Linked DNA regions of Homo sapiens: region 2 is linked to region 1. A link is a loop called in an ENCODE intact Hi-C map of the cell type or tissue named here. Cell type or tissue: OCI-LY7. All regions are shown on one strand.

The links. A loop is a pair of places that touch in the nucleus more often than their neighbours do. Peaks named below come from ENCODE experiments on the same cell type or tissue, not always from the same donor. Only the 100,000 strongest peaks of a DNase experiment are listed, where the experiment ranks them.
Region 2: it touches region 1 in a loop (3-fold over the local background); 2 of 110 quality-filtered maps call a loop at or near these places.

The regions. Positions count from the first base shown.
Region 1 is chr1:174,259,611-174,267,610 of GRCh38, forward strand. The region is part of intron 7 of RABGAP1L (RAB GTPase activating protein 1 like); the gene reads left to right. Among named protein-coding and RNA genes, the nearest start is that of RABGAP1L, 100 kb to the left of the region's middle. In OCI-LY7, CTCF peaks have their summits at 3,251 (motif pointing right) and 3,459; DNase peaks (open chromatin) are centred at 2,973, 3,371 and 5,871; H3K4me3 peaks cover 957 bases; H3K27ac peaks cover 6,145 bases.
Region 2 is chr1:174,090,370-174,098,369 of GRCh38, forward strand. It overlaps the pseudogene RPL30P1 and the pseudogene RNU7-78P. Among named protein-coding and RNA genes, the nearest start is that of RABGAP1L-DT, 65 kb to the right of the region's middle. In OCI-LY7, CTCF peaks have their summits at 3,601 and 3,868; a DNase peak (open chromatin) is centred at 3,612.

The DNA of each region.
Region 1 (8,000 bases):
CTATGTATTTTAAAGAATGTATGAAAACTGTTCTCAAGTCATGAAAACTTTTAATATTCTTTTCCTTTTCTTGATTACCCATGTTGGATATCACATATTAAGCTTTATTTAATAACTGGATATAAAAGAGCAATAATAATGGCCAACATTTAATGAACACTTACTATTTGGTGGCCATTGAACAACTTTTCTTAACATATGAGGAAGGTACTGTTATTATTACTGCATTTTTTTTTTTTTTTGAGACAGAGTCTCACTCTGTCACCCAGGCTGGAGTGCAGTGGTGTGATCTTGGCTCACTGCAACCTCTGCCTCCCGGGTTCAAGCAATTCTTCTGCCTCAGCCTCCTGAGTAGCTGGGACTATAGGCATGCGCCACTACACCCGGCTAATTTTTGTATGTTTAGTAAAGATGGGGTTTCACCATATTGGTCAGGCTGGTCTTGAACTCCTGACCTCGTGATCTGCCCGCCTCAGCCTCCCAAAGTGCTGGGATTACAGGTGTAAGCCACCACGCCTGGCCTATTACTCCATTTTATAGATGATGAAACAGAGGTTTAATCAGGTTAAGTAACTTTGGTTACTTGGCCAGAAACTGGTAGAGCCAGGATTTAAACCAGGGTCATCTGATTTCTGACTGTGTACTCTTAAAGGCTAAACCCAATTAATTCTTGATTATATACTAGGTTTAAAATTAAGCCAGTTTGAAGATAAATGAATTGGTATTCTTTGGTATCTTTTCAGCAGAATTTAAAAGTGCGAACTTAGATGTTAGGGCATTCAAGTGATTGCTCAGAAATTTCAAACCCTCAGTGCCTTGGGAGAAAAGCCAATTTGTAGAAGAGAAAGCTGACATTAACAACTAAGAGGAGAAAGCAAGATCATTGTATATGAAATGTGTGAGGAGTGGTAGGGCAAAGCTTACTTATTGAGGGTCTCCAGCTGAGATGTTAAAGTGTGTGTACATGAGGTCAGGCTCTTCTGGTGTTCCCAAAGCAGAAATGGTGATCATTTCTCTCTCTGACTAGCTGCCATTATTATGGGTTTTGGTATCACCACATACAGAAATATTGCAAAAGATTTCTTGCATACTAACACATTGATATGTATTTTTAAAGCCTTGATAGTGTTTAAAATACACTATTACTAGCACTGTTACCTAAATGCACTATTACTAGCACTATTACTTAGCACCTACTTGGATGCTTTGAATAGTTTGCTATGCTCAATATTCCAAAGGTGAGAGAAGGGGAAATTTTTTCAGTCTTTGCCATTAGTGCTCTGTCTAGTTGATTTTTTTTTTTGCCAAGTATTACTTCTTATTTCATGATAAAATGATTCAAGACAAATAATACCATATACATTTAGAAAATGGGCCTCTTTATTATTCCTTAACATGAAGAGGTTCCAATAATGGTAGTTTCAGGCCTTGGGGAAGGGTAATCAGGAAGCGATTTTTGGCACCAGGTTTTATGTCTGTCCTATCACTCTTCTCAGGGGTCTGCCCTCATATTAATACTTGTGCTAACCAGAATGAAGTAGTGATACAGCAAGCAGAATATAATGATTAGAGTTGTTATAAGCACACAACTCAATTTGCAGTGAGTAACATGGGCCAACACTGTTGGAAAATAAGGATTTCCATGAGCCACTTCTATCTCACATTGATTTGGGGGGATACAATCATTATATATACATTAGAAAAACATCACTTCTAAATGACAGTGATCATATCAGATCATGTAGTTTGATCATTTGGAGAGTTCAGTGATGTGCCTCTTTTGGTAGCAATTTTGCTTCAGTTTTCAATTTGTGCTTGCCGGCTTGCAGCACAAACTATATAATGAGAAACTGAAGTGATAAGAACCATACTGTGTAGCATGGGTGATTGATAGTACCTTTCCTTGTGTTATTTTCTTGAGGAAAAGATATCCTAGACAAGGAGTACTGAAAAAATCACCCAGGGACTCTCTTCTTCTCATGAAACAGTTTTTTAGTGTGAGTTGACATCACTAAATTTGATGGACAGTAGAATTTGAATTGTTTATTATTTTTTGACTGCTCTAACTTGATGTTAGACCATTCTGAGGGTCTTTTGCTGGATTTACTTAGTACTTATTTTTACTTTTGCCTTAGCAAGTTGTTACAGTTTTATTTAGGTAAAAACTCAAGTTACTATCTTGAAGTTGCCTAGATGTCAGTCTGATTTGGATGTTTTATTCTCTTATGTGAATTAGTACGTTTATGAACTTTTACAGCAAAATAAAGAATTTTAGATGTTATAATAATTTCTCTTAGAGGATATCATTCCTCCCTTTCCTGAAAATGGGAATAGATTAGTGGGATGACCCATATTCTGCATAACATTTTAAAAGCTACCCTGTGAGCTTACTCACTTGTCCTTTTTGTGTTTTCTTTTAAGGCAGTAGAAGGATAACTCTCTTTTTCCATAGGAAAACAGGTATTACTTACTTATACAAAAGTACTTTCATTATTCTCTGTTAATGATTTCATGTGACAATTGATAGAAAGCTATTGGCATTTTCAGGTGAATAATTTGGGGAGTGGATAACTGGAAGCTTCTATCTGACTCTCAGCCTTTGAACTGAAACTTGTAATCAGGACAGAATTTTCAGCATCTTTTCATTGCTGGCTTCTGTTGGCACCCAGTGGGGAGAGGCGGCATCATGGTTTAAGTATTAAATGTGGATGTAGTACTATTACGTTTTTAGCATTGTATTTTAAGAAATACTTTTAAAATATGAGCAATGAAAACATATATTGTTGTCTGTAATGTGTTCTCATAAGTTGATTGATTCTAGATGTTTTGGAGCTCATTAAAAAAAATTCCAGTTTGAAGTAATTGTAGATGCACAGGAAATTGCAATAATAGTATAGAGATGCTCTATGTGTGCTTCCCCATTTCCCCCTATGGTAACATCTTACATAACCATAGTACAGTATCACAGCTAGGAAACTGGCATTGGTACAATTTGCAGACCTCTATTGCAGCTCTTTTTGAATCCTTTTATAAATCACAGTATACTTCTATAATATAAACATTTAATTTATTGGTTTAAGAAATTTGGATATGTAGCCTGGCTGCTAATTAGAAGAGATTGGGTATTTTAACCATATCCTATCCAGTTACCAGGTTATTGCCCCTTGGCTCCAAATCTGTCCTCTTAGCTGATCTGCATTAATGGAGCTTTAAACATTTCTTCTTTGCAGCAAGCACAATATTAAATTATGCCAGTAGAGGGTGTTGCAGGGACACTGCAGGAAGATGGGGTTTCTTTTGTTTCTGATGTGTTACATTTATTGTTTTCTTGCTCTTGCTTATTGTAAGATCCAGGGACATCCAGTGATGCTGTGCTTTTGCTGATGTTTGGTTCAACCCAGCTGTGCACTCACATGCAGTCCCTCCGTGAGCTCATAGCTTTGGTTCTGTCTCAGTGAGGCCCTCCTACAGCCTTCCTGACACAGACACTGTGTGCCCCAGGCCTCGTACCACCCTGCCAGTGAGCTGACTCTGGAAGCCCTGATTTCCTTTGCCCACCTGCCTGCCAGCCTTTGCTGGCTGCAGCCCAGAGGGTTTCCTGCGTGCCTGTGGTCTAGCTTTGCCTGGGCAGTCCAACAAACTTCTTTGCTATTCATTGGGCTGTAATCCTGCCTTCTCCAGTGAGGTCTGAATACCACCTTTGGTGAAAGGACCCAACTTCCACGTTAGTTCTTCTTGTGGTACTCTCCCTTAGCTTTAGGGTTAAATTCTCTTTGTAGTTACTCTACTATGACAGTTAATAATTCTTTATAGTAAATTTTCCCTGTTTAAATTACTGTGTTTTCTGTCCTAATCAAATGCTGACTTACAGTATCTAATTGAATTAATATCTAATGATATTAAGCAGTCCATAAAGTTTCTGATATTTTTCCAGGAAAAACAAAACAAAAAAGTGGTTATTTTAGATAATCTTTTTACTGTCACAGTAATGGCAAGGAAAAAACAACTATTATTTCTACCGTATGTTTATTTCCATTCCACGCACAGCCTTTTTCTTACTAAAGCAAGAAACCCTGCAAAGTAGATTATCTTTTATTTACTTTTTTTTTTTTAACGGGGAGTAGGGAGCTAAAGCATTTTATTTTGCCTTGCTATGAGATCTAGCTTATAATTGGCAACACAAGTATTTGAATCAAGACCATCTTGCTATTCTTCCTAAAGCCTTTTCATTTGACTCTTCTGTATGACTTTCTTTCTTTTTTGGGGGGCCGGGGGATGTTTACAGGGGTCAGTATTAAGTACCTATAAATAGGATATGATTATTTTATTTCTTTAGTAAATATTGTTTAGTTACTAATATTTTATCCGTATTTGTAATAGTAGCATAGTTGTTTTATTCCCTTTTCAAGATCTTTGGATCATTTGAAGGGAAGAGGGAGGAAGACTTAAAAATGTTATTTTTTTTTTAGTAGGACTTTAAGCAATTAATTAAAAGTTAAATATGTCTTATAGGTGAAATTTTGTATTTGTGCTTTAAATATTTGATTTTTAAAATTTTCAGCATATTTTAATAAATTTACTCATTCTTTTTATTTCCCTGGTATTTTTTAAATTTTGAAGTTTTATATATTTAGGTGAATTATTTCATTATTCCACTGTACTACAAGAAACTTAATTCTTTTATAATATGAAATGTCCCTGCTTTTAAGGCTAATTTTCTACTTGTATACTCTATTTTATTCCATTTTGACATCTCAAAGACATTGTTTAAGCAGTCTTTCTTCTACCACACTTGCTTGTTAGATTAGCCCATCCAGTCTCATGACTTTAAATATATCTATGACTGGATGATTCCAAATGTTTTTCTCTGACCTGAGGTCTCCAAACTTATATATTCAACAACTTCAGATCTTCATCTGGCATCTCAAAGTTAATATGTTCAAAAATCAAACTAAAAAATCAAGTTTGACACTGTCCCAAACTTGTTCCTCCTGTAATTTCTCACAGTCTTTTTAATTTGTAACTTGATCTTTCCAATTATTGTAGATGAAAAACTTGGCATTTTCAACTCCATTTTCTCTCACTCTACATCTAATTCTTCATTAAATCATATTAGTTCTACTTCCAACTATGTAAAGAAAGAAAAACCCTAGAGGAAAGGGATTAAAGAAAAAATACGAATAGAAATGGGAAAAAATATAGACTGTAGATAAAAGAAAAAAATTAGAAAAAAAAACAAAAGAAATGACAATCGAGAGAAAAAGAAATAGGAACTCCAAGTCTAATCACTAGTTTTCTTATTTTATCAAAAGTTAATGTAGGTACTTTTGCTATAAATTTTCTCATAAAATTGAATTCATCATTTTTTGCCCATGTTTTGTTCAACCCTATCTACATGTGTTTTATGAGTGATAATCAGGAATCAGTAGCCTGCAAAATGAGCCTTTATGAAGGAGAAAAATGGACTTTTGTTAATCAGCTGTAGCTGTACAGGGGAAGATATTCCTTTTCTTTATGCTTTTAGATGTTTTTGAATTGTGTTTACAAATACATTCAATTGTAAAAATACTTGTAAATTAGCACCCGTTTATTTTGATGCATATAGCTAGTATCTGCAAAAGCCCAAATAATGTATCACTATCTGAATGTCCTGTATTAGTCTTACTGAATGGAAAAGCAAAATAATTGATTTTAAATGTTTTAAGCAGGGATTAAACCATGTCAGACTTTGAAATTTATTGGTTTTCTTGTTATAATCATTTTTAATATATTTTAAAATCTGACTGTAGCTAAGTTCTCATTTTGTATTTGAAGGGAGTTAGTAAAAGTACTCATATTTGGTGGGAGGATGGCTTGAATCAGGAAGTGGAGGTTGCAGAGCTGAGATTGTGCCACTGCACTCCAGCCTGGGTGACAGAGCTGGAGCCTGTCTTGAAAAAAAAAAAAAAAAAAGTGAAGAAGGAAAGCACTCATATTTGAGTTATTCTGCATTTTAAATTTTGACCCTTTATTAATGTGAGAATTAATGGGAACATTATTGCTAAGGATGGTATGGAGGGTTTTTTTGTTTTTATTTTTGAAATTTATTCAATGAAAAATTTTAAGAACATTGACCTAAAAATATTCTTCTTTCTGTATGTTATTTTCTCTGTACTGGTATTTTTTTTTGTTTTTGAAATTTGTTGGTTGAAAATTTAAAAAAAGTGGACCTAAGATATTCTTCTTTTATAGCCTATCTGCATGTTAAATTCTCTGTACTGGTAGCAGCTCTATGGCAGTCCTAAGATCTATTTAGGTTATTTTTTTCTTGGTGATTTTTCCTAGTGTTCTAGGAAATCTAAGATAGATAGTTAGTTACATAGACAGATAGATAGATAAAACGATTTCCTACCTGATGAATGAAAAGAGTAACCAATTTTTAAATCTGGAGAGACTCCTTCTTCCTATTACTGATATCACTGAAGTTACTAGAGTGAAATTTTTAGGATAAATAGCTATAGAGTACCCTCATCTGGGTTTGAATCTTGGCTTTACAGTGATCTTGGTCAAGTTATTTAACTTCTCTGTGCTTCAGTTTGCAATTTGTAAATTGTGAATAAAACTTACCTCTTAAGATTGTGGGGAGAAGATTAGCTAGTAACTGTAAAGTGTTCACAATAATGCTTAATAAATGCATGCTATTATTACTATTAGTGGTACTATTACAACAACCACAGTTAAGATTTTAAGACTATTGGTCTTTTTTGAGTGATAATCAGAAGTAAGTAACCTGCAAAATCTGAGTAGACTGCTACCACTGGAAGGCAAAATCTTGGCTAGAGTTCTTTAGAACCTATGTGTGTATATACAGGCAGTCCTTGCTTTGTAGTTATGGTATACATTATTTTCTCTTACCGTGGTTCAGTTACAACACTAGTCTCCCAAACACATGGTTCAAATTTCTGTTACCATAGTATATTAACAGAGTAATTGCAAAACAAACTCTGCTGTTCAGTCCACAAGTCACTATATACATACATGATTAGTGACCAATCATGTCGCTTCTTCCAAAGTCTGTTGGTGATTGGTCACTGTGTATCTGTTATTCACTTTACTTACAGATAGCAAAGTATGTGGTTGTGTTGCCTCTTTGTCTCTGGTAATAAATCCATTTGACATTTTACAAAAATGGATAATCCAAAGAGGAAATTGGCCAACAAAGCTAACAGTGCTACAAAGAAATGAAAAGTCATAATGCTGAAAGTGAAATTGCATGTAATTTTAGAAGATGCACAGTCTTAGAAGATTTTAAAATGGCAACAGCAAAATGAAGACAGAATGAGACCTAGGCCTGTATAAAGTTGTGATATGAACCATATTGAAAAAGTATGATAAATTTAAAAAAATGATAAAATCACTCCAACATCCTTTAGTTTAAGTTTCACTAGGAACAGAAAGCTGCTTATGGTTTAACTGGAGCATATACTTCTGCTTTGGATTAAGACTGTAATAAACAAAAATTCCAATCAGTTTTGCTAGCATGTCAGCCAAAATACTGAAGTTAGATGCCACATCAAAAGGAAATAGTAATTATAAGGAGACTGGAGATTATGCAATTTCTTTATCTCAATTTTGGGAGAAATATGACATAAAGCATGCAGTTGAAGACATCATTTCAGGGAGCAACAATGAATATTATGTCTGTAGTATAGCAAACTTTTACTTCGCTATAGAAGTAACTTTGAAGGATATGAATAGGACACTTATGGAGATGTAGAATAAATAGCTGTCTGTGGGAGTGTTGACACTGTTGCTATTCAGTGGACTCTAGATATGCAGCCAGATGAACTTTGTGAAGATGAACTTATCAGTGTAAATAAGGAAAGTGGTTGTGATGAAAAGCATGAATGTTCCAGGGGAAATGACTCTGGCAAATTTTTCACATTAAAGGAACTCTTGGAGATACTTCACAACATTGAACATGCAAAGGATAAAGTTTGGAAGTTAATCCAAACTTAGAA
Region 2 (8,000 bases), 170 kb before region 1:
GAGTCTGCTTGTACGCCAGTATGTACTTTCCACTTTTTATAACAAGTAGAAGCCTAGAGTTGATCCATTCCACTGACTTTTTAATCTTCTTTGCAAGCACCATCTTCCTGCATTAGGTGTGGGATGGCCCCCAAACAAAAGCAGCTGCCAAGGTAACTGGGAGGCAAGAAGGGAAGACCTAGAATTTTTCTAAAGCAAAACTTTGATGGGCTGCCCACCTGTTTCATTCCCAGGAACCTTGTAATTAATTATTGCCACAAATCTCTTGGGTTAAAGTACTTGATTAACATTTCCTCTCTGCAGCTTAATGTGGTAATTGCATCTATCCTGTCTCTGATGATTAAATGCTGCCACCTGGCCTTCTACACACCAGGATTCTATTATTCCATTGCAATCAGGGATTCCTAATTTCATGGCAACATTTCCGACCGTCATCACTGACCTACGGAATACAGCCAACACAGAGCTTTAAAAGGATACTGAAGCTCCCAACCCAGGCATTTATTAAATGATTAATTTTTCATATTTATTAATTTATTAATGGCTTGGTGAAGAGAATACCCTCTAGGCCTCCAGGAGGTATGGTTGGTATGTGGATGATCATATCTGCTCTAACATACTCATTTCCCTAAGCCTGAGGTTTAATTCCTAGAGCATACCAAAGAAGTACTGGCATCTCAATTTCTTTCTTTTTTTTTTTTTGAGACGGAGTCTCACTCTGTCACCCATGCTGGAGTGCAGTGGCGCGATCTCGGCTCACTGCAAGCTCCACCGCCCGGGTTCAAGCGATTCTTCTGCCTCAGCCTCCTGAGTAGCTGGGATTAGGCTACTCGGTGGTGTGCCTGACGTGCACCACCACATCCAGCTAATTTTTGTATTTTTGGTGGAGACGGGGTTTCAGCATCTTGGCCAGGCTGGTCTTGAACTCCTCATCTCATGATCCACCCGCCTCGGCCTCCCAAAGTGCTGGGATGGCATCTCAATTTCATTCACTATAGGCCACTATTGAAGTCAGTCCTGCTAACCAACCAAGCAAATTGTTAGTTACACCCAGGCAGTTAAACATATTAAATCTCCATATTTATATTAATAAATTTAGCCAGATCCAACCTTATATTTTTTTCTCTGTGGACTAATACCTTTAGAATATACTGTCAATATGCTCCCCAAATTTCTGACAATACAAGTTATCCTTCAACTGCTGCATTTTCTGTGTATATAGTATTTTCTCTCACTCAGTAGAGCTTGTAATTTTCCCTCTGAGCTATACTGGGAATTAATTATTATTGTGAGTTTGGGGTTGATGCAGGTCTTGAGGAGAGAATTGTTTTTTTTTTAATTGGATATTGTCAGAATATAGATTGTATTTAAGCCACAAGATTGGATGTGACCATCAAGACAGTGAGCATAGATAGGAAAGAAAAGAGTTGCAAGGGCCAAACCCAATATTTAGGGATCGGGTTGAGGGAAATGGATCAGCAAAGGAAGAATGGCCAGTGAGGTAAGAGGAAAACAAACCCTGAAGCAAGTGTAGAATGTATTTAGCGGAGAAAAGAAAGATCAATGGTCTGAGAGTTAACCATTTGATTTGGCCACAAAAAGGTTATTGGTGACCTTGGCAGGCAGTTTGAGTTGTGACGAGGGCAAAACCCTAACTGGAGTAGGTTTAAGAGAAGACACGGAAGGAACTTGTAGACAGAAAATACAGGCAACACTTATGAAGAATTTTGTTGTATCAAAAGTAGAGAAATGGAATGTAAGCTGCAGGAGGATGTCAGGTCAAAGGAGGACATCTCTCTCTTTTTAGAATGGGGGATTTTTCAGCATGTTTCTGTGCTCATGTGAATGATCCAGTAGAGACAGAAAAACTGATGCAGGAGGGTGAAGGGAGAATTACCAGAGTAATGTCATCAATGAGGTGAGATGAGAAGGAATGGGATATAGTGTTGCAATGGAAGAGTGGCTTTAGGAGAAAAGACAGTTCATTTTTATAAACAGGAGGAAAGGCAGTACCTGGGCACAGATATAGGATGGGTAGATATGATGATGGTAGGAACCTGTGGAAATTCTCTCCTGGGTGCTTTTTATTTATTTTTCACTAATTAATTTTACTGAGATATAATTTGCATACAGTAACATGCACAGATCTTTTGTATATAATCTGATGAGTTAAGACAAATATACCCTTCTGTGTAAAAAACACCCCAGTCAAGACAAACCCAGAACATTTCTGTCAACACAGCAAGTTCCCTCCAGCCCTTTTCCAGTTAATCCCCTCATCCTCCTCCTTGCCACCAACACCCCCTCCTACTGCCCAAAAACTCCAGGCAACAACTATTTTGATTTTTATCACTATAGACTAGTTTTACTAGTCTTAATCTTCACACAAATAGAATAATAAAATATGTAGTGTTTTCTGGCTTTTTTTCCTTAATATGATGTTGTTTTGAAGTCACCTATTGTATTATATATATATATCAATAGTTTATTATTTTATTACAGAGTAGTATTCCATAATACAAATGTACCACAGTATGTATATTCATTCTCCCATTGAACATTTGGATTGTTTCCAGTTTTTGGTTTTTGTGAATAAAGCTTCTATGAACATTCTTAGGCTAATCTTTTTGACAATTGTTTTTAACTCCAAGACCTGTATACTGAGAAAGATATTGTCCCTTAGCTTCAGATTCATATAACTAGTTGTCTACTTGAATGATTCCTAGCTTCCTCAAACTCAAAATATTCCAAACTTAGCCCTTCCCTTAAACCTGGTCCTCCTGCAAGATATCCCTTCTCAGTAACAGCACCATTATCCACCTCACAGCCCCTGCTAGAAACTTAGAAGTTGCTCTTAACTTCTCCTCTCCCTTACCTGCTGTTTCCAGTCACTCACCATATCCTGTTGATTTGATTTCCTATCTTTTTTTGCAAACATCTTATGAATCCACCCACTTATCTACTACAGTCTAATCCATTTCCTATATAGAAAAAATATGGTTGGGCATGATGGCTCATGCTTGTAATCCCAGCACTTTGGGAGGCCCAGGCAGCTGGCTCACTTGAGCCCAGGAGTTTGAGACCAGCCTAGGCAACATGGCGAAACTCTTGTCTCTACAAAAAACAAACAAACAAACAAACAAACAAACAAAAACTAGCTGGGCATGGTGGTGCAAGTCTGTGGTCCCAGATACTCAGGAGGCTGAGGTGGGAGGATTGCTTGAGCCTGGGGGGGGTTCGAGGCTGCAGTGAGCCGTGATGGTGCCACTGCACTCCAGCCTGGGTGACCAAAAGGAGACCCTGTCTCAAAAAAAAAAAAAAAAAAGTATTTTCTGAAGCTCAGATCTGATCATCTTTTTCCTGATCAACTCTTCCATAATATCTATCCCTTGCCTTACCTTTATGATAAAAACCAAAGCCCTTAGTATGGCTTACAGTCATGATCCAGCCCCTGACGACCTTGGTAGCCTGATCTCAAAGCTCCAGGCCCACTGAACACATTTCCATTTTTCAAATGCTCTCTCTTTTGAGGCTCCTCACTTTGTCTAGAATATTCTCTTCCCTGCTCTTGTTTGCCTGGCTAATTTCTAGCCTCGTTTTAACATTGCACTTCCTCTGGGTGGCCCTCGACCTCCACTATATGCTTCATAGCACACACTTGATCATAATTACTTTTTTTTTTTTTTTTTTTTGAGAGACAGAGTCTCATTCTGTCACCCAGGCTGGAGTGCAGTGGCACCATCTCGGCTCACTGCAACCTTCACCTCCCAGGTTCAAGTGATTTTCCTGCCTCAGCTTCCCGAGTAGCTGGGATTACAGGCACTTGCCACCACGCCTGGCTAATTTTTGTATTTTTAGTAGAGATGGGGTTTCACCATGTTGGACAGGCTGATCTCAAACTCCTGACCTCAGGTGATCCGCTTGCCTCAGCCTCCCGAAGTACTGGAATTACAGGAGTGAGCCACCGCACCCGACCCATAATTACTTATTGAATTGTCTTTATTTCCCTCGAGTGGAATAAACAGTCTTGTTCACTGTTGCATTTCCATTGCTTAGTACATAGTAAAAATACTTAATAAGTATCTGTTAATTGAATAAATAACACTTAATAGGCTTTAATGTCCATTGTGCATATTTTATAGCACAACTTACTCATTTGGAATTCCTTTTTTTTTTTTTTGAAATGGAGTCTCGTTCTGTCTCCCAGGTTGGAGTGCAATAGCGTGATCTCAGCTTACTGCATCCTCTGCCTCCCAGGTTCAAGTGATTCTCCTGCCTCAGCCTCCTAAGTAGCTGGGATTACAGGTGCCTGCCACCACGCCTGGCTAATTTTTGTATTTTTAGTACAGACAGGGTTTTGCCAAGTTGGCCAGGCTGGTCTCGAACTCCTGACCTCAGGTGATCTGCCTGCCTCAGCCTCCCAAAGTGCTGGGTTTACAGGCATGAGCACTGCACCTGGCCTTCATTTGGAATTCTTATTCTGATTTCTTAGTTGAAGATACTCAAGATTTATTTATTTATTTATTTAGAGATGGGGTCTCACTCCAGTTGCCTGGGTTGGAGTGCAGTGGCATAATCTTGGCTCACTGCATCCTCGACCTCTCTGCCCCAAGCGATCCTTCCACCTCAGCACCCTGAGTAGCTGGGATGACAGGTGTGGGCCACCACGCCCAGTTAGGTTTTTTTTTTTTGTACTTTTATTAGAGACGAGGTTTCACCATGTTGCCTAGACTGGTCTTGAACTCGTGAGCTCAAGTGATCCTCCCACCTTGGTCTTCCAAAGTGCTGGGATTACAGGCATGAGCCACCGCTCCCAGCCAAGATTTATTTCTTAAAATTTATTTTTCTTACAAAAATTTTTTTTCATTGTCGGGGACTTTCTGGTAAAGACCAGAAAACCTGCTAGACAAATTTTAAAAGAGCTTTAATGTGATTTATTTTTTATTAAAAAAAAGTTTTTAGACATGGGTTTCTCAATGTTGCCAAGACTGACCTTGAACTCCTGGGCTCAAGCAATCCTCCCACCTCAGCCTCCAGAGTCCTGAGTAGTTGGGACTACAGGTAAAAGCCACTGTGCTCGGCTATGCTCAAGACTTTTTTAAAGAAGAAAATATGGGTATTATTTTATTCTGAAACTTCTCATGTTTTATCTTGCCATCGTACATAAACACATTAGTTTGCACTTAAACAGTAGCTTAAATTGTAAATTTTATCCATCCAAATTTTGTTACAAACTTTGTTATAATGGAAGCTCTAAATGAGGGTTATCTGATTTTTAGTTATTTATAAGTAATCTGTTTTAGTCTACTGGAATGCTTGCAAACTCCTTGTTATCTTCTCTGCCCCCTAGGATATGTCTAGATATGGATCTTTGACCATTAATCTCATGTCACCTTTTTCTTTACTTTTAGGTCTTCTTTTAAGTCTAGATATTTTTATTCAATTTGCCTTTGAGTTACTATTACTTCTGTTTAAATTAGTCCAGATTACTCCTCAAACATACTTGTAATTCTCAGATTGGGTTTTATCTCATCTCTTTTGTCTTTCTGCTTCTGTTTCATACAAGCCTCATCTTCTTGCTTTCTTCTTGAGAATGCAAATTTTCTAAAAGAGGTATCTATTTCCTTAGAAAATCACTTTCAGAGATAAGCGAATCTTCTGAATCTTCTGTATTATGATCCTTTCCCTTTTGTATATTATTTTTTATGCTTCTCTTGGGACAAGAAGAGGGCTTGGGAGTGTGATATGGACCAAGGTTCCAAGGATTTGGGACAGGTCATGTGCAAGTAAGCAGAGCTGACCACTAGCTGTGGATAGGGAACAAAGGAGAGTTGAAGTCTAAGAGCCTTGCCAAGCAGCCTTGAGAAGCAAACAATAATCTGAAACTTGAAATCTGTGAGGGAAGATGAACTCAAGAACTGGATCTTTTTCAAAGGTTGTCAGGCAAGATGGACCTTAACTAGTAGAATCTGGAGACAGCCAGGAATGTTAACTTGAGGAAATAAAATACACAAGAATGTGATAGCTTTTCATACTGCTAAATCTGGAGAGAATTAAGATCTTAGGTCAGTTTGGACAGGTTTTTCCCTTCTTTATTTTCTCATCTATGTCCAGTATATCAGTCATCTATTCAGATAGGAAGTGTGGATTTCCTTTGGCTCCACTCTTAGATCTCTAAGTAGAGTCCAGATCGATATGCCTACGTGAGAGTAATTCCCAGGGCCTTTTGTTATTCCACTGTCTTAAACCAATGGAATCCATGATCAGCTATCATTTCAGCAAGCACTGCAGCCAGCACTCTCCCCGTACACTGTATTCATAGGGACAAATGTGACAGGGCAAATGGACAATTACCTGTCTCTCCATCCACCCCATCTTTCGCCACTGAATTCCGGAAGTTGCAGTCCCCAGTTACATGCATAAAGATGATAGTCTCTAACAGTATTATAATCACGTCTCAAAGCAGGATTTTAGATTCGAGAGGCTGATATTGTTTGGATCTGTGTCTCTGCCCAAATCTCATGTCGAATTATAATCCTCAGTGTTGGAGGTGGGGCCTGGTGGGAGGTGATTGAATCACAGGGGTGGATTTCTCAGGAACGGTTACCACCATCCCCTTCACGCTATGCCTCATGATAGTGAGTTCTCGTGAGAGCTGGTTGTTTAAAAGTGTGTATCACCTCCTCCCTTACTTTCTCTCTTGCTCCTGCTCCTGCCATGTAAGATGCCTGCTCCCCCTTTGCCTTTTGCCATGATTGGAAGCTTCTCGAGGCCTCCCCAAAAGCAGAAGCCACAATGCTTCCTGTATAGCCTTCAGAACTATGAGCCAATTAAACCTCTTTTCTTTATAAATTACCCAGTGTCAGGTAATTTTTTTTTTACAGCAATTCAAGAACAGGCTAATACAGAGGCCGAAGAGGGCCAGCTGCTTAGTTTGCAGCTCTGATGGACACTGGCTCTCTAATTCAGTGAGCAGACAGTGGGAAAGGGATGCTCAGATGCCAAACTTTCTTTCAGATGGGTGGATCTGTTCTGTACCATGAAGTAGAGTATGGATAAGCCAACAACTGTTTTTCTGAATCCACCTCCATTAGCCTCATAAATTAGGGCAATTCCTCCTGGTAATGAGCAAGCAGCTTGTCATTCTTTATGCTCTGTGTTAGGATTAATTTTGTCATTTTTCTTTACCTTTTTATGGGTTTTAGGCAGCAGTTGAGAGACCCTGAGGCAGGGCTGCTAGCCAAATACTATTTAAAGCTAGAAATGCCTCACTGATTTTTATCGTAGATTGTTTCAACCTGTGTTCATTTCTTCAGCCTCTGACTATAGGATTTCCCAGGTTGCAGTCTTTGGCTGGCTGCTCAGTCTGCACTCTCCTTCAGAGGACTAATTTACTCTTACACCTTCACATCGGACACCTGAAGACTCTCAAACTGTTACCTCTAGTCTTGTCTTCTCATTTAAATTGTGACCCTGTATTTTCTGACTAAAAGACATTTCTACTTGTCTATCCCACAAAATTATTGTATCCCTGGTGTGTGTACTCTTAATTATTAAAACTGCTAAATTATCAAAGACCAAAGTCATGAGGACAGGAAACAAACATTTTATGCAAGGGCTACTGATAAAACTTTTGGAGGCACAACCCCATTTATACTCCTTTGGTTCCTGGAGAAGAGAAACTGCACTATGTATTATTCAAAGGTTCTGAGCATTTACCTCATCCTGCAGGATCACATCCCAGCTTCACACCCCAATATAGCATGGCCTGAGAGCTGGCAATGTAACTGGGTTTTCAATAGCCATGTCACTATTCTATAAGATCAACATCAACTGCTTCTGGCTGATGGGGTGCAAGATAAGACCTGTAAATCTAATGGGTATCAGAATATTGACTCACAGAGTTCATTTGTTGAAGCAATGAAGCAATGTTGCATGGAAAATTCACATCACATAGGATGTTTTCATTTGCAAGGAGCAGACTACCCAGTGAGTTACAG